Regions from separate parts of the Homo sapiens genome. Here all the other regions are linked to region 2. Evidence: read pairs that join two places in POLR2A ChIA-PET (ENCODE). Cell type or tissue: GM12878. All regions are shown on one strand.

The links. Peaks named below come from ENCODE experiments on the same cell type or tissue, not always from the same donor. Only the 100,000 strongest peaks of a DNase experiment are listed, where the experiment ranks them.
Region 1: POLR2A ChIA-PET joins it to region 2 with 5 read pairs; 2 of 35 experiments call an interaction of 5 or more read pairs at or near these places.
Region 3: POLR2A ChIA-PET joins it to region 2 with 5 read pairs; 4 of 35 experiments call an interaction of 5 or more read pairs at or near these places.

What each region holds. Positions count from the first base shown.
Region 1 is chr5:159,054,714-159,059,713 of GRCh38, forward strand. All of the region lies in intron 6 of EBF1 (EBF transcription factor 1), which reads right to left. Among named protein-coding and RNA genes, the nearest start is that of EBF1, 43 kb to the right of the region's middle. RefSeq lists an enhancer at 4,399-5,000. In GM12878, no CTCF peak of the experiment used is centred here; no DNase peak of the experiment used is centred here.
Region 2 is chr5:158,908,514-158,913,513 of GRCh38, forward strand. All of the region lies in intron 6 of EBF1 (EBF transcription factor 1), which reads right to left. Among named protein-coding and RNA genes, the nearest start is that of EBF1, 190 kb to the right of the region's middle. In GM12878, no CTCF peak of the experiment used is centred here; a DNase peak (open chromatin) is centred at 2,822; H3K4me3 peaks cover 572 bases; H3K27ac peaks cover 2,351 bases.
Region 3 is chr5:158,992,283-158,997,282 of GRCh38, forward strand. All of the region lies in intron 6 of EBF1 (EBF transcription factor 1), which reads right to left. Among named protein-coding and RNA genes, the nearest start is that of EBF1, 110 kb to the right of the region's middle. In GM12878, no CTCF peak of the experiment used is centred here; no DNase peak of the experiment used is centred here.

The sequences.
Region 1 (5,000 bases), 150 kb after region 2:
ACTATGTGCAACTTAGTGTAGATTCTCTGTATATCAACATTAGGCTGCTTCATCTGGAAGACAAGTCTCAACCAGATTAAGAGACAACTTGAGGATGTTGCACAGGCAACCTCTGCCCACAACCTTTTGGGGTTACTATCTCACAGAGACAAATGTGTTGGTCCACGTGCCTCACATTTTACAAGCCTACAATTTTCTTTTTACTAGATCCCTTCCCCATCTTGCCCAAGTTATGCTACCAATAAATTTAAATATAACAACTCAATTAGCCTTGTAAGGTGCATCATCTAAAGATCTCACCCACTAGCTTCCTGCCTTAAGGTAGATTTTAGCAATAGACATGGGCTGTACCTGCTGCCTTATCTTCTTATTACCTGGCTGATCCCTTGGATGAGGTAAGGAAGAAGAACTGAAAGTTGATTGAGAATATTGTTGGTTATTCAGTTCTGACCTCTGTGAGGTTGCTATTTACCTTATAGTACATGCTACTTAAGCACATGTTTAATAATAGGTACTGTCCAATGTCAGATATGAGAGGTAACCAGATTTATAAGGGTAGAGAGGATTAAAGTCATTGAGAGAGGTAACCTTAAAGATCCTAAGTGTTTACTTCTCTCGTTCTATAAATAAGAAAGCTGAAATCCAGAGAAGTTAAGAGACACACAGACACAGAGGCTCACATATCTAAATAACAGCAGGGGCAGTACTCAAAACCAGGTCTCCTGTGTCCCAGTTCAGCATTCTACATGAGGTTCCTTCTCATTTCATAATGAATGAGAAGTCCCATATCAGAATGAGCAATTTAATGTGTCGAGCCTTTAACAGAACCAAAGCATGCTTTCTCCTTAACAGAAGAATATGCACAAATTTGGGTTCATATTAGAACTATTAGTACCTTGAAGATGAAAATTATTAGCATAGTAGGGAATTAACCTACACTAAATCTGATGAGTAGTGAATTACTTTAAATCTCTTTTTGGAGGTGGGACCTTACCCTGGGAATGGCCAGGTAATGGCAGGAGAAAGATGAATGGCAATGGATTTGGTGGTGATTTGGAAAAGAGAAAGAGATTCTACACCAAATCCAATTTCCTTAATAGGTGAGTGCCCTGGGAGGACCACAAAGTGCTTCTGGGGCAGTCCCCAATCTGGGATTGGGGGTACAACTTATTTTATATAGTAGATGCTTCACGAACATTTATTGAATAAATTAACATGCTGGGTCCTTTGTTTCTCCTGTCTGAGGTCAATGAACTCAACAGCTGCTTGTCCTCACCACCTCTGTGAATGTAAACAATGGTTTCTAAAGGAGAGACTAACCCTACATGAAACCATTTTTTAATAGGTTTAGCATGATTATCCTTTCTGGCTTCTGGTATCAAACTATTTGGGAGCAGAAAGGAATCCAGCCTGTTGAATGATTTATGACAATTTGGGAAGAGAAAAAGAGAAGAAAAGAGTATACATAAATTCAAAATTCCACCTTTTAAAATTAATTTTAGTGGATTGATACTGGGAAGAAAGATTTAGTTGGTTGACTACATTCAGTCATATATTTCTGTGGAGACGGAAAAAATTAAATTTTTCCAAATCAGCACAATCTTTTCAGCCAGACCAGATAGTCAAATAATTCAGAGGTGAAATAATTGTCACTTCCTCCTTTGCCCCATACTCTGAAACAGTACAGAAGCTGCCAACTCCCCACCTCTCCCTCTAGCTTACCAGGCGAATGAATGCCCCTTTGCCTTCTGGAATCATTCTCCTGCAGTTCAGCATGAGACTATGCCAGGGGCTAATAATTTCTCTCAGCACCATACCCATGACTTCTGCCCTTCCTTGGCAATTCCAAATGTGTGACAAACCTCTTCGGGCTTAGGCAAAACTGTACACAAAAGTGGTTTGAGTAGGAAGAAATACAGTGTACTTTTTTCCCCTTTCACTACAATTTTTTCAGAATTATATTCTGCAACAATGCCTCACTTCCTTTATTATTATTTTTGGAAAGGGTACTTTCAATTTGTTTAGGTTTAAATAAAAGAAAAATTTTATTAAGACTTACTTTGAAAATTGCCAACGTCAATATTTATGTATGTCAGTACCTTCCAGAGAAAGATAATAGTCAGAGACAACTGCTCATGGTAAGACATCTGGAATAGAAAGACCTTTTGTAAAATTCCTACTGAAAGATGACTATTGATGAAATACCTCTGGCAAACAAAAACAAAAATTGCAATTTGTCGCACGGTGTTATATGACATAGTATGAACAAGCACAGTTGCAAATAAATGAAATATGTGGGCTTTTAAAAATAAAGTAATATTTTATGATGGGATATTCTGTAGCTTCCTCCTCCCTGTGACTGTTATAATTTCTTTCTTTTCTTTTCTTTTCTTTTTTTTTTTTTTTTTTTTGAGATGGAGTCTCACTCTGTCACCCAGGCTGAAGTGCAATGGCACCATCTTGGCTCACTGCAACCTCCGCCTCCTGGGTTCAAGTGATTCTCCTGCCTCAGCCTCCTGAGTAGCTGAGATTACAGGCATGTGCCATCATACCAAGCTCATTTTTGTATTTTTAGTAGAGACGAGGTTTTGCCATTTTGGCCAGGCTGGTCTCGAACTCCTAATCTCAGGTGATCCACCTGCCTCAGCCTCCAAAAGTGCTGGGATTACTAAGCATGAGCCACCGCGCCTGACGGACTGTTATAATTTCTGAGAAACAATTTAACTTGTGCTCCGTGCACAATGCTAGGCCTTGTTAGAGATACAGGACTTAGGGGCTTCCTTGGACCCAAACCCAGAAAAGACACGTTGTACCCTTCCCTAAGGCTGATTGCACACAAGGTGAAATGGAGAGCAGAGCAGGACCCAGATGGCCCAGAGTAGTAGTAGAAAAGCCACTGGAACCAGAGCCAGGGACTTGGCTTATGGTCCTGGCTCTGAGACTAATTAGGTCTTTGGGCAACATTGCTGTGCTTCTCTTGGCCTCAGCTTTCTCATCTTTAAAATGAAGGGGCTGAACTGTAATCTCTGAGAGTCCACTCAGCTTAAATGGAATCGTGGTCTCTTCCTACAGGAATCTAGATTTTTTGGAAAACCTGCCTTTGGGATCTAGCTAGGCTATGTATTAGCGTTCTTAAGCTATTCATTCTCCATATTTGTGAAATGATACAAAAAAATCCTGCTTACCTCACTGTGTTGTCATGAAAACTAAAAAGAGCTGAACCCATGTGAGATCTTTATGTCATTCCCTCGAAGAGGTATGTGAATGATAGAATTAAAGTGCTAGCCTTCCCTAAGTTTTGTATGTCTTGGTATACATTGAAGGTTCTTAGCTAAAGGGATGAGATTCTGACAGTGGAATTCCAAGCATCAGCCAGAATTGGGTGGGAAAACCTTTCCTGCATTCTCATGAGCTCTGCAGATAGTCTTTATTGTTTTTAAACCCAGCCGTTTAATCAGACCTCAAGGAGGCTTTTCTATTGGAGCTTACAGACTTGTCCAAACTAAAAAGAATATCTAAACCTGGAGGAGGGGGATGTAGGAGGGAGAATGAGTAAGAAAATGTTTTGTTAATGAATAAAGATCCTGTATTTCATTCCTGAAAGCTCTCACTTTGCTTTAGGACCATCAGCAGAAGCACAGAGCTAGCTTAATAAGCTGTAGGACGTGAAAAAGTCACTGGTAGGTCCAGGGAAGTTCTCAGCTGAAGGGGACCCTGGGGAATTGTCCAGTCCACCCCCAGCCCTACCTTGCAACCAGACAAATGAAGCTGTCTGCTAGAAAATCTGGAGATACCCTTTCACATTTCCACAATGACAAAGTTGTGTGTGGGAGTCCCCAGGAATCATTTATAACTGAAAGAAAAGGAAAAGCCACCTTCAAACTCCAGTTCCAATAGACCTGAGATCTTTCCGGAAACCCAAAGGAACTGCCTCATTTGGTTTTCCCAGAGAATATGAACAACAGATCAAACTAATCCAACCTAGTGGAAGAAGGATCTGTAGAGTTTGGGCTAATTTCTTAGTAATATTCAGCTGCAGCCACTTCCCTTCTGTTTAATTTTCACGTATCTTAGTGCTTGAATTCGTAATTCATACCCTTGTTTTGAATTCCCACTACCAACAGATTCCATAAGGCCATTCATGTCAAACACCCTCCAAACAGTTCCAAGAAAAGGACTGAGCTAGAATTCTTTTCTGAACAGTCAGAGGGGCTATGGACCTGGTTTATATGAGTAGCATGTTCTCATAACCCCCAAATCCTTGACAGACATTCCAGGGACATGGCCACTTCTGCCATGTAGCCACCATTTCAATCAGGCCTCCTCAAACAACTTACTCCTAATTTCTACAATATGTAGGTGGCAACTGTAGCCCAACGGGTGTCCGTAGATACAAACCAAAGCTGGCTAAAACCATGTCTGGAAAGCTGACAAATTTCCAGGCAATCTACCCTGAGCAGCAGACAGAAATAAAAGAGCTGGTAAGAAGAGAAACAGACATATAATATAACAGAGTTTCCTGAAATTCATTATACCAAACTTCCAGGATAGATCAAGGAATTGGACCTAATTCTGCCCTGATTATTTTGGGTATGTCATTATCAATGTTGCAGAAACATTTTTAAGCCACTGTCTATCAACAATTTGATGAAAAAAAAAAAACTAACATTTCACGAGTAATGTTGAGTGCACAGTGATTTTGAAAGAATCACTATTAGTAAACTAAACAGCACTCTAAATAAAGAAAATGACTGCTGTTAAGACATACTGTCTGAGAATTCTCAGGAAGAACACCACAACGCTAACTCTGCTGTATATAAGAAATTATTCCAGTATGCATTTGAGTAATTCTGCATTTTAATTTAACCCTTTGAAACATTAATCAAACCATGGCTAATTATAGGAATTAAGGAATTAAACGATGGAATCTTCTAAAAGATATTATTTAAAAGGCAGTTTATACAATTACTTGTATAGATGTTTGCTTTAAAGAGGAAAAC
Region 2 (5,000 bases):
TTTTTTTCCAGGCCCCTTAAATTAACCACTCTAGGTTTTAGAATAAGGAAACAGCCTCGTCACAATGCATCATGTATTCTGATCAAGTGTGTATTGTTACTTCCACCCTGACAGTTCCCAACCTCATTTTAAATATGGCCAAGAGGCCTCAAGAAATGTAGATTTATAATGGAGGAGATGCGTTTGCACCTCCAAACACAAATTATGTTAATTGGGTGTTCCAACTGGAGCCAGGAAGAGGTGGCGTGATTATTCTCTGGAAACCTCGGTGATTGGCAGCCAACTCATACTGAGAACCAGGACGGGTTGGCTCTTTGGAGCCATGCAGAGCACATGCCTTCCTCCCCTTGAATAAAGGCTGCTCCACACTCTACCTGTCCAGCCGGGCTGTGGTCAAGCTGCTCCGCTTGCCATGCATCAATGCCACTTTGTTCAGACCGACTGGCTCTCAACAGTGCCCCTCCTGCCGTCTGTATTATTTAAAGGAGATTTATGGTTGGGTGTCTTGTGTTGTGAAACACAAGCTGTGACCCCCGGGCTGGGAAGCCAGCAGGGAAAAACATTAATATAACGGCACATGGGAAAATGAAACTCATGGGCAGCAGAAAAAAAAAAAAGAAAACAGAAAGAAAAAGAAAGAAAGAACAGAAATGTGAGATGTGAAATGCACGAAGGTGTTACAAACTGCACTGAGTGTTTGCATTCCTTCTCTGGTGGAACGGCAACATATACTCAGGTTAGGATGGTGGTGCTGGTGGTTTTTGTTGGTTTGTCTGTTTGGATTTTGGTGGGGGTTTTTTGGAGAGGGGTTCTGTTTGGCTGGTTTGGTTTGGTTTGGTTTAGAAGACACAGAAACAAATGCCAAACAATAAGGGCTTATGTTTAAAAATAACCCATGTTAACTAGAGGACCAAGAACCCTGGTCGCATATTAAAGAGGACCAGATAATTGTGTCACCATTAGGATCATTTGAAGTTATACATACTTAATTAAGGGGAATCAAAACTCATGCTGCCAGGCATGACTGATCATTGGTTGGCTCAGGAAGAATTTACCCCTCTTCTAACAGAACACTCTCCAAGACAGGGGCACTGGCCATTATGAGAGTTCTTACAGTTACAGATCAGGTCAAGAAGGAGGGGAGGCCGGGTGCGGTGGCTGACACCTGTAATCCCAGCACTTTGGGAGGCCGAGGCGGGAGGATCACAAGGTCAGGAGATCGAGACCATCCTGGCCAACATAGTAAAACCCTGTCTCTACTAAACATACAAAAATTAGCTGGACGTGGTGGCACAGGCCTTTAATCCCAGCTATTCAGGAGGCTGAGGCAGGAGAATCACTCGAACCAGGGAGGCAGAGGTTGAACCAGGGAAGCAGAGGTTGCAGTGAGCCGAGATTGCACCACTGCACTCCAGCCTGGTGACAGAACGAGACTCTGTCTATAAAAAAAAAAAAAAAAAAAAAAAAAAAAAATGCAGGGGAAAGAACAGAGCTGGAACTAGAAGAGCAGATTTTAGCATTTTTAATACAATCAGATGTATTATTTCCTAATTTCCCAACTGCATACATTTGAAATGAAGAGACATTGTCATCCTCATTGAGCTATGGAATTTGTCTGACATTTTTGTTACTGACTCCAATGCTAGCCAAAAATGATTTATTTGTCCTCTGGTCCTCAGTGTCCCAATCTGTAAAATGGAAACTCACTGTTCCTATCAGAAACAGGGTGGCCACCCACCAAGCTGTGGTTCTTCCAAGGATGAAAAAGATGGTACCAGAATCAAATTATTAAAATGCCCTTCTCACAAAAGCATAACTTTCTGTTAATATTTCCCTTAGAGAAAGGCACATTCAATTTCCATTAATGGTACTTAGAAATTCGTGGAAGTAAACCAGCATATGGATATGCTGAAGAAGGTGGGTCACCATTAAATCCTAAACACACCTCTATCTTTGAAAATGTTTCAGAGAACTGTGAGATTCAATTACTTTGGTGAAATTAGATCCTATACTAAAGAACCAGTATGTTGAATCTCTGTAGCAAAGATGATTTTTTTAAACTACATATTTTATGTAGATGTGATTTTCTTTGCTCAATAAAAAATTAATTGATGTATGCCCTCAGACTAATCTCAGAAATACCTAGTAATTTTTTCCCCAATCTTTAAGTATTTCTCAGAACAAATAGGTTTTATGGTTTATGGAAAAACCTGGAGATTGTGAGCCCTGTCTTCTCCAGATGTACACAATAATTGGTGCAGGATCTTGGAAAGTATTAGGACACCCCTTAAACAAAGGCTGGCTGAAGCCTGTTGCAGTGATTCAATAGGAAATTATAAAGTCCAGTTTGTGGCCCCAAAGGGAAACACTGCTGTCCTTGAGTAGTCCACAAAACTCTATTTCCAATTAGCACCTGCTGATTCAGTGTTTCACATTCACAAGAAAAATAAATCCCCTATATTTTAAAGCAGTGTGTGTATGCCTTGCAGGGGAGCAAGGCAGTCAGGGGAGAGTACCGAGAGCCCAGCAGAGAGAATTTCCTTCCCCATGTACCATAGTCTCCTTTCTATCTCTTCAGTCATGGAACACACTTCTGAAATTGCAGCAGCTACTAGAAAACTTCCCTCAACGAGTCGCCTATCTGAACAGGGAACCTCTGCAAATCTCCTTCCTTTCATGAAATCGCTGAATACTAAAACTAAATGTAACACCCATTTTGTACAAAATGCTTAGACCTTCTTCAGCGTACTCTTTCAACATTCAAGGCTTGCTCATTTACCTCTGTGAGCTTTATGACTAACTCAGTATCACTAACTACAGCTGTCAGCCCTCAGAGGTCAGAGACATGACTGTTTACTTCTATCACTAACCAGCCTGGCTGGTTACAGCTAGCTACACTAGCTACAAAGAGACAATTAACAAAAAATGTCTCATGAGGATAGAGGGGTTTTTTTTTAGTTTTGTTTTGTTTTTAATCATCTATCATCCTCAGGGTGGAGAGGGGAAGAAATGAAGACCCATTTTTCTTTTCCATCTCATCTAAAGCCAAGCTATAATCCATTACCACTGCAAACAGACAACAGGGCATTTTCTGCTACGACAGCATACAGTAGGAACAAATCATAACATAATAATCATCATCTCTTAAAAGCCTTACTCACCCCATTTCACCTTGCCCTGGAATGGGATTCCTTGAGTAGGAGAGTATACCCACCACTCCTGTTATGATCCTTGGCTAGAACCACTGTGAGCTGAGAATCTCAGCACCCACTCCACATGCCCTACTTGGCAGCTAAAATGTAACTATTAAGTCACACTAACATTAGATTAGATGATGCTGTCATCCCATTGTTATCCAATTTATTCTTCTCTGACATGGTATGAAGTGGTTCTGCATCAATAATGATTCATAAATACAGCCATACCTGATCTCTATCACCATTTCCATGTGCTTTCACAGACAAGAAACTGCTCTCTCTTCCATTTCTCCAAGTTCATTTCTTTAGTGGGTGAGTAATGACAGTTTCACCTCCAGAGTCTATTTAACTATAAAGAACATTCACAGAATGACCTAGATATTTGGTTGATAAGCACCTGCTATTGACTCAGGGCTCATCTAAGTAGTGTGGGCTGCACATGTCTTAGGAGAGTAAGGGCCCTTCCTCATGGATCCTCCTGGTGGACACAAAGATTCCCATTTCTGCACAAACATTGCAAATTTCACATAGCCATTAGTTTCACCTACGGATCCCAGGGACTTACCCACCAAAGTTCAAGTTCCAGAATGTAGTGGATGCTTAGAATTCCTATAATCCAGAGCTTTGCCCAATTTAAAATGGAGTGATATGCATAGGTGCAGTCTTGAACTACTTTCTAATTACTTCTTGTGCAAGCCTCTTAATTCCTAAGAGTACTGTATCTTGGAGAGCACTTAACATACGGTGTACCCGTCCCTTCTAAATTTGCTGGATCATAAAAATCACCTGAGAATATTTAAGAATACAGATTCTCAAGCCTCACCCCAGGCCTACTGAACTAGAATCCCTTGGTACAAGGGCCTGGAGATGTGTATTTTAACTACTCTCAGGCGATTCTGACGAACAGGAGAATTTGGAAAACAGATGGGTCTCAGAGGATCTTCACAACAACTCCATGAAGAAGATAGGGCAAATGTTAGCTCCACTTTGCAGATATAATAAATGGGGCTCAGAGAGGTTAGTTCCCTCCACTATGCCTAATTCCACCTCATTAGCTCTGTGCCATGTTTTATACATCACTTGTATTCCTGTCCTTCCTACTCTCTATCAGCCTCAAGAAAAAAAAAGATGTAGCACATGAAAAAGGTTCTAGTAGTTATTCTTGCAGGTAGTATAGATGCTGACCGCAAAGGCAATTCCTGAGATATTGTCCTCAACATTTCCAGAGGATGCCTGCCTATCCAGGACCACCTTCTATTCCTGGCATCACTTTTGGTGCACATTCTGATATAATCAACATCCATTCAAGAGGGCCTTTTTCTGCAGAGGAATTCATCACCAGAAATACTGCACATGAGGATATAATATACAAAATATCTGTACAATACAGCTTCTTAAGCAATTATCCTGTACCGCTGGGTCACATTATGCAACTTAATATTTCCCATAACAAAAATAGAGTTCTGGGATTTTTAAAATGCGTATGTTGTTAAGTTTTACTTTAATCATTTGTGGCATTCTTTTATATTACTTTACTATTGCATGTCAAAGTAATCAGTGAAATTAAATTTTTTAAAACTTGCATTGAAAATTAACTCACATCAGAAATAGGATTAAGACCAGGGCTTCATGGTTCTAAAGCTGAACTAAGTGGAGGAAAAGACGTTCCACAGGGGGACATTTCACTTGACTTAACACACGTCAGTGGGCTTGAATGATTTCTGAGAATTTTCCATCAGTGTTTTCAGAAATAGCCTTTGGTGGTCTGCTTTCTCGATCCTAGTGATTCCAGCAGAAATGGCT
Region 3 (5,000 bases), 84 kb after region 2:
TAGCAGTGGAGGCCAAAATGCTCTCAATGGCTTTCCCTAATGATTTTTTTTTTTCATCAGAATTAAAGAAATGTATGCCCTTTTGAAACTATGAATGTGTATCTTGTGAAGTTATAAATACATTTAGATCCATTTCTCTTCCCTTCTTATAAAGACATTGATGTGTTTTTTCTGACATGCCTCATGAACTCAGTCAATCACAAGTCTTTCTTAATGGAAACCACATGTCTGCCCAGAACTGTGTAATTATAATGCTAGGATTCTTGGCACTGCCAGGAAAAGGGGCATTGTCAAACCAATTAAAGTTTATTTACTTACATACCATTTCTGGATCAGAATGTTCTTTCTTTTATGCTGATGCTGAGAAAATATATATCTCATCAAGTTGTTGCAATTGTTTTTTTTGGACAGATTTACGTTTCTTACCAATTATATTCCTGGTTTTCAGTTCCTTTGCATGTAACTAAAAATTTCTTTAAAAAGACATCTGGGAACAGCATCATGAGATGTTCTGTAAATAAGACTTTGCACATTTCACACCAAAATTACTGTGCTTGTCTATTTTGCTGCTGAAGTGTAATTTTATAGGATTTATCTCCACTAAGGGGTATATTAAGAGCCCTGCTGTTTCTTTCTTTTTTTTTTTTTTTTTTTTTTTTTTTTTGAGACGGAGTCTTGCTCTGTTGCCCAGGCTAGAGTGCAATGGAGCAATCTCGGCTCACTGCAACCTCCGCCTCCTGGGCTCAAGCGATTCTCCTGCCTTAGCCTTCCAAGTAGCCGGGATTACAGGTGCACGCTGCTACACCCAGCTAATTTTTTTGTATTTTAGTAGAGATGGGGTTTCACCTCCGCCTCCTGGGCTCAAGCGATTCTCCTGCCTTAGCCTTCCAAGTAGCCGGGATTACAGGTGCACGCTGCTACACCCAGCTAATTTTTTTGTATTTTAGTAGAGATGGGGTTTCACTGTGTTGCCCAGGCTGGTCTCAAATTCCTGAGCTCAGGCAATCCACCCACCTCAGCCTCCCAAAGTGCTAGGATTACAGGCATGAGCCACCATGCCTGGCCCTGTTTCTTTTAGACTTGTTAGGGATTGAGTGTGACCTACAAAGAGGTCTCTGGTTGGTATCTGGCACAACTACTGAATCGATGGATTATCAAGGGGGAAAAGTTTCTTAAAATCCTAGTGTTTTCCCTCTGAAAACAGGGATAAAAATTCTACTCACAGGCATAGCAATGGTGATGAGAAATACCATGATTAGTAGAGAAAATAGTGGAATAAATATTTGGAGTTAGACATCAACTACTCAAAGGGCAAGTCATTTCACTACTCTGAGCCTTCTTTTCTTGTCTGTAAAATGGAACTAACAATACTCATCCTATGAGTTCAAGGGATTGCTCCAAATGTAAAATGACATAAGGAGAAAGCACGTGTAAAGATTATCACTGCCAATCTCTCTGACTCTGTCCAGCCTTCCAAGTCTAAGTCGAGAACCAAGATCACAAACCAGCAAAAGCAAAACCAAGGAACAAACTTCATCTCAGATCATGGTCAGACCTAAAGGATTAAACAGACTGATGGAACATCTCAAATTCCAGTCCAACTGGGGAGGAAAGGGCAAGTCAAAATGTAAGTCTGTCCTAGGTAAATAGGCAGGCAGACAAGGAATTTGCAAATGCCTATGGTTGTCTCCGTCACTTTAAGCATTGTGGATAAATGACCCCAGTTATCATCACAGCAGGTGGGAAGATGGGTGAGTTACTTGGGTTCTCCTATCTCATTCTATGCTGGTTCCTGCACCTCAGCCAAACCCCCTCATGTGGTGGGTTAATCATTCCCCTTCCTGCAGGTGGGTGCGTCTCAGAAGGAGAACAACATGAGCTACATCTCTATCCCACCAACTTAAATAACTGTGAGATTCCTCTTTAACTTCCCCACCCAGGAAAGACAAAGGGGAAACTCCAACAATATGAATAGACCAAAGAACACTCTAATTTTCTATAAGTACAATGAGCGATCTGATTCCAGATATTATTTGGGTACTGTGTACAGTGGCTTTGCCCAAACCCAGCAAGCAAGCCAACCTCAGCCTCTTTTAACTCTTGATCTTAGAGTCAAGGGGCCTTTCAACTTACAAAATCCACTAAGTCTAAATGTGTCTTGTTAAAGGGAGCTGTGAAAACACAACATAAGCAAGAGTGACACAACCTGCGGAGCTGTCACCTGACATCATAATCTACTAATGACAACTCTGGAACATCCCTTGCACGCCTTTTGAGTAAAGTATAATATTTCTTGGAACTCTACGCCTAAGATTTTGCCTGGCTTTAACACTTATAATCATATGAGCCAGAAGTCTCATAACGAGAGTGACTGATCTTGCATTACCATTTTACATTTTATCATTGGAATGGTTATTTTATCAGAAATTCATTTCAACCTCAAAATCCCAAACATGTCATTACATTAAGAGATCCAGTAGGGCAAAAAACACAGTTTTGCTCAAACTAATATGGCAGAAAATTCATGGATGACTTTTTGCATTAGGCAAGAATTCTTCACTCTTGACAATGCCAAACAACAAAGTTCTCTAAGTTCATTTTGATTATCAAAAATTTATTCTGAATTTAACACTTCAGAAATGAATCAGTGACATGAGAGTCACACTTTCAGACTCCAGCAATACACAGAGAAAGCACTGATCCCTCTGACGAGTTCTCAGCTATCAATCAAGAGAAGCCAGGGCCTTCTAATTGGTTACCCTCTGCTTTGCCCAATAAGGCATCCACTTATATCCTGGTCAAGCTTTGAGGAAAACTCATCTTCTGTCTCAGAGTTCATTTCCTCCTTGATGGGAGAATTTGGGGAATAGGAGTAAGTAGTAGAAAATTGGAGAAAGAGCATGCCAGGTGCTACCCCAGATTTTCCTTTTTCTACTTCTCCCCAATAACACATTGTCCTTGGATTCTTACTAGTGGCATAAAATCACCTGAACCTAAGTATTGGTGGTGTCTTCATGATACAGTCATATTTTATTTAACAAGGCACAATGGTTTCATGTGGAATAGTCACTGCAGGGGAAACTTTTAGGCACAGTAGCAGATCAATGCTAGGGGGACGCTCATATGCTTGGCTTAGAACTGCTGTGAATTCAGCAGCAAATGCACAGGTGTCAGGATTCGGTGACTATATAATCTCCAAGGCTCTTCTGAGTCCTGAGTCTAAAAAGCTAAATAATCTTCCAGTGCAAGAGAGGCTCTTGACACCCCTCAGTGTGGTGTTGAGGAAAAAGCCCCGAACAGGGCATCCTGTGGAGAGCAGAATGACTCCAGGATCTGCCATTTGTTAAGCTCTGTGAGCTTGGATATATGCCTTACCCTCTCCGACCTTCTTACAGGGTCATTGTAAGGATTAACTGGATGATTTAAGAAAGAACCCAGCACCCTGCCTGGCACAGGATCACTGCATGATAAAAATCTCAGTTCCTTCTTTCTTCATATCACAGTGCACTCTGTGCTACTCCACCTATGGGGAGGGTGGCCCTTGCCTGAAACGATGAGCTAAGAAAGATGATCTCATCTTCGGTCACAGACTCGCAATGCAATTTTATCACATGACGTGCAGAGCCCCCCAAAACATATTAGTGAAACCTACTAGATTCCAGAGGTGCAATAACGGTGTCAAGTGCTGCATGAAGAGGACTTAGACTCCCTGAGGATCTCGGCCCTGTTTCTAGCTGTCTGGCCTCCAGCCTAGGAGAATACAAACAGCTATAACAGATTCTGGGCCCCAAATCCAACTTTAATTTACTGGTGACCTCATGGCTTTCAGGAGCATTACACAGGACTTATCTGGAATTCACTCTTTCCAACACCCTTTCTTTTATTAGAGAAATCTGATGATCATGCTGATTTATCAGATCTTTTTATCTAGAAAGGAATTTTTCTGGAAGTACTTAGTGTTGTTTTAACCAGATCAACAAACATGTCCGGGACTTTATAAATAACTTGTAAGCATGTAATGTCTTAATATACTTCCTGGGTAAATTAGTGATGGCTTTGCTACAATTTTCTCTAATTTTTATGAAATTTTTAACTAACTCTCACTTTATAAGTTAACCATAAAGATTGTTGTCTAGATTTGGACAGTTGTGATTTCTGTCTTTTACCCAGAAGTAAGGGGCAAAGGATATTGTTTCACTTTCTTCAAATTTGGTTTCTGAAAGTAACTTTAAAATGTGAGCTTATTCTAAATTACTTAATTCAGTTCTGGGTGTACATTTCTAAGGTTGTGGGGAGGCCAAAGACATGTAGTATTGGTGGAAAGTGAGGCGAATCTTAACACAATTTCTTGAAAACACTTAATATTTAGTAAAAATCCACTTAAGCAGCCTTACAGGAACTGGACACTTCTACCATTTATTACTGAGTTTCTAGTTTAAAGACAACAAATGCAAGGAATTATGATACTCAAGCCCATTCCTAATAAAAGAAGGCTCACATCTTACGTGTCTAAATATTTAAAAGCTATAAAACAAGCTAGCAAACTTTTAAATGAAATATGTTATACCTCCTGTCTTGACAAATACTTCTTTATAACAACCTGGAAAGCCAACTTCGATTGTAGAATTTTCAGTTCTTCAATGTTCCTCTCAAGTAGTCAGTGGCATAGGGAGGCCAGCCCCAACTACACCCCATCCTCTTCTCTTTCCACCTCTGGCTCTGATCCAAATCTCAAGGATCAGAACACAGCACACGTATGAACACAGCAGTGCTCACATCCAATCTCCCTCCTCATCCTCCACAAAAGCCCTTTGTCTACTCCTCAAGACTCAGGGTGCACACATGAGTACACCCTGCAGAACCAAGCCTTGAAAGTGAACTCAGGGCCTTTGGAGCAGTGAATTCCTGGGTCCCAAGAACGCTGAGCAACATCTTACAAGAGTGGGCAGTTTCCAGGTGGCCCCAGGGGTCTCTCACTCCCTGAGGAGAGCCAGACTGGG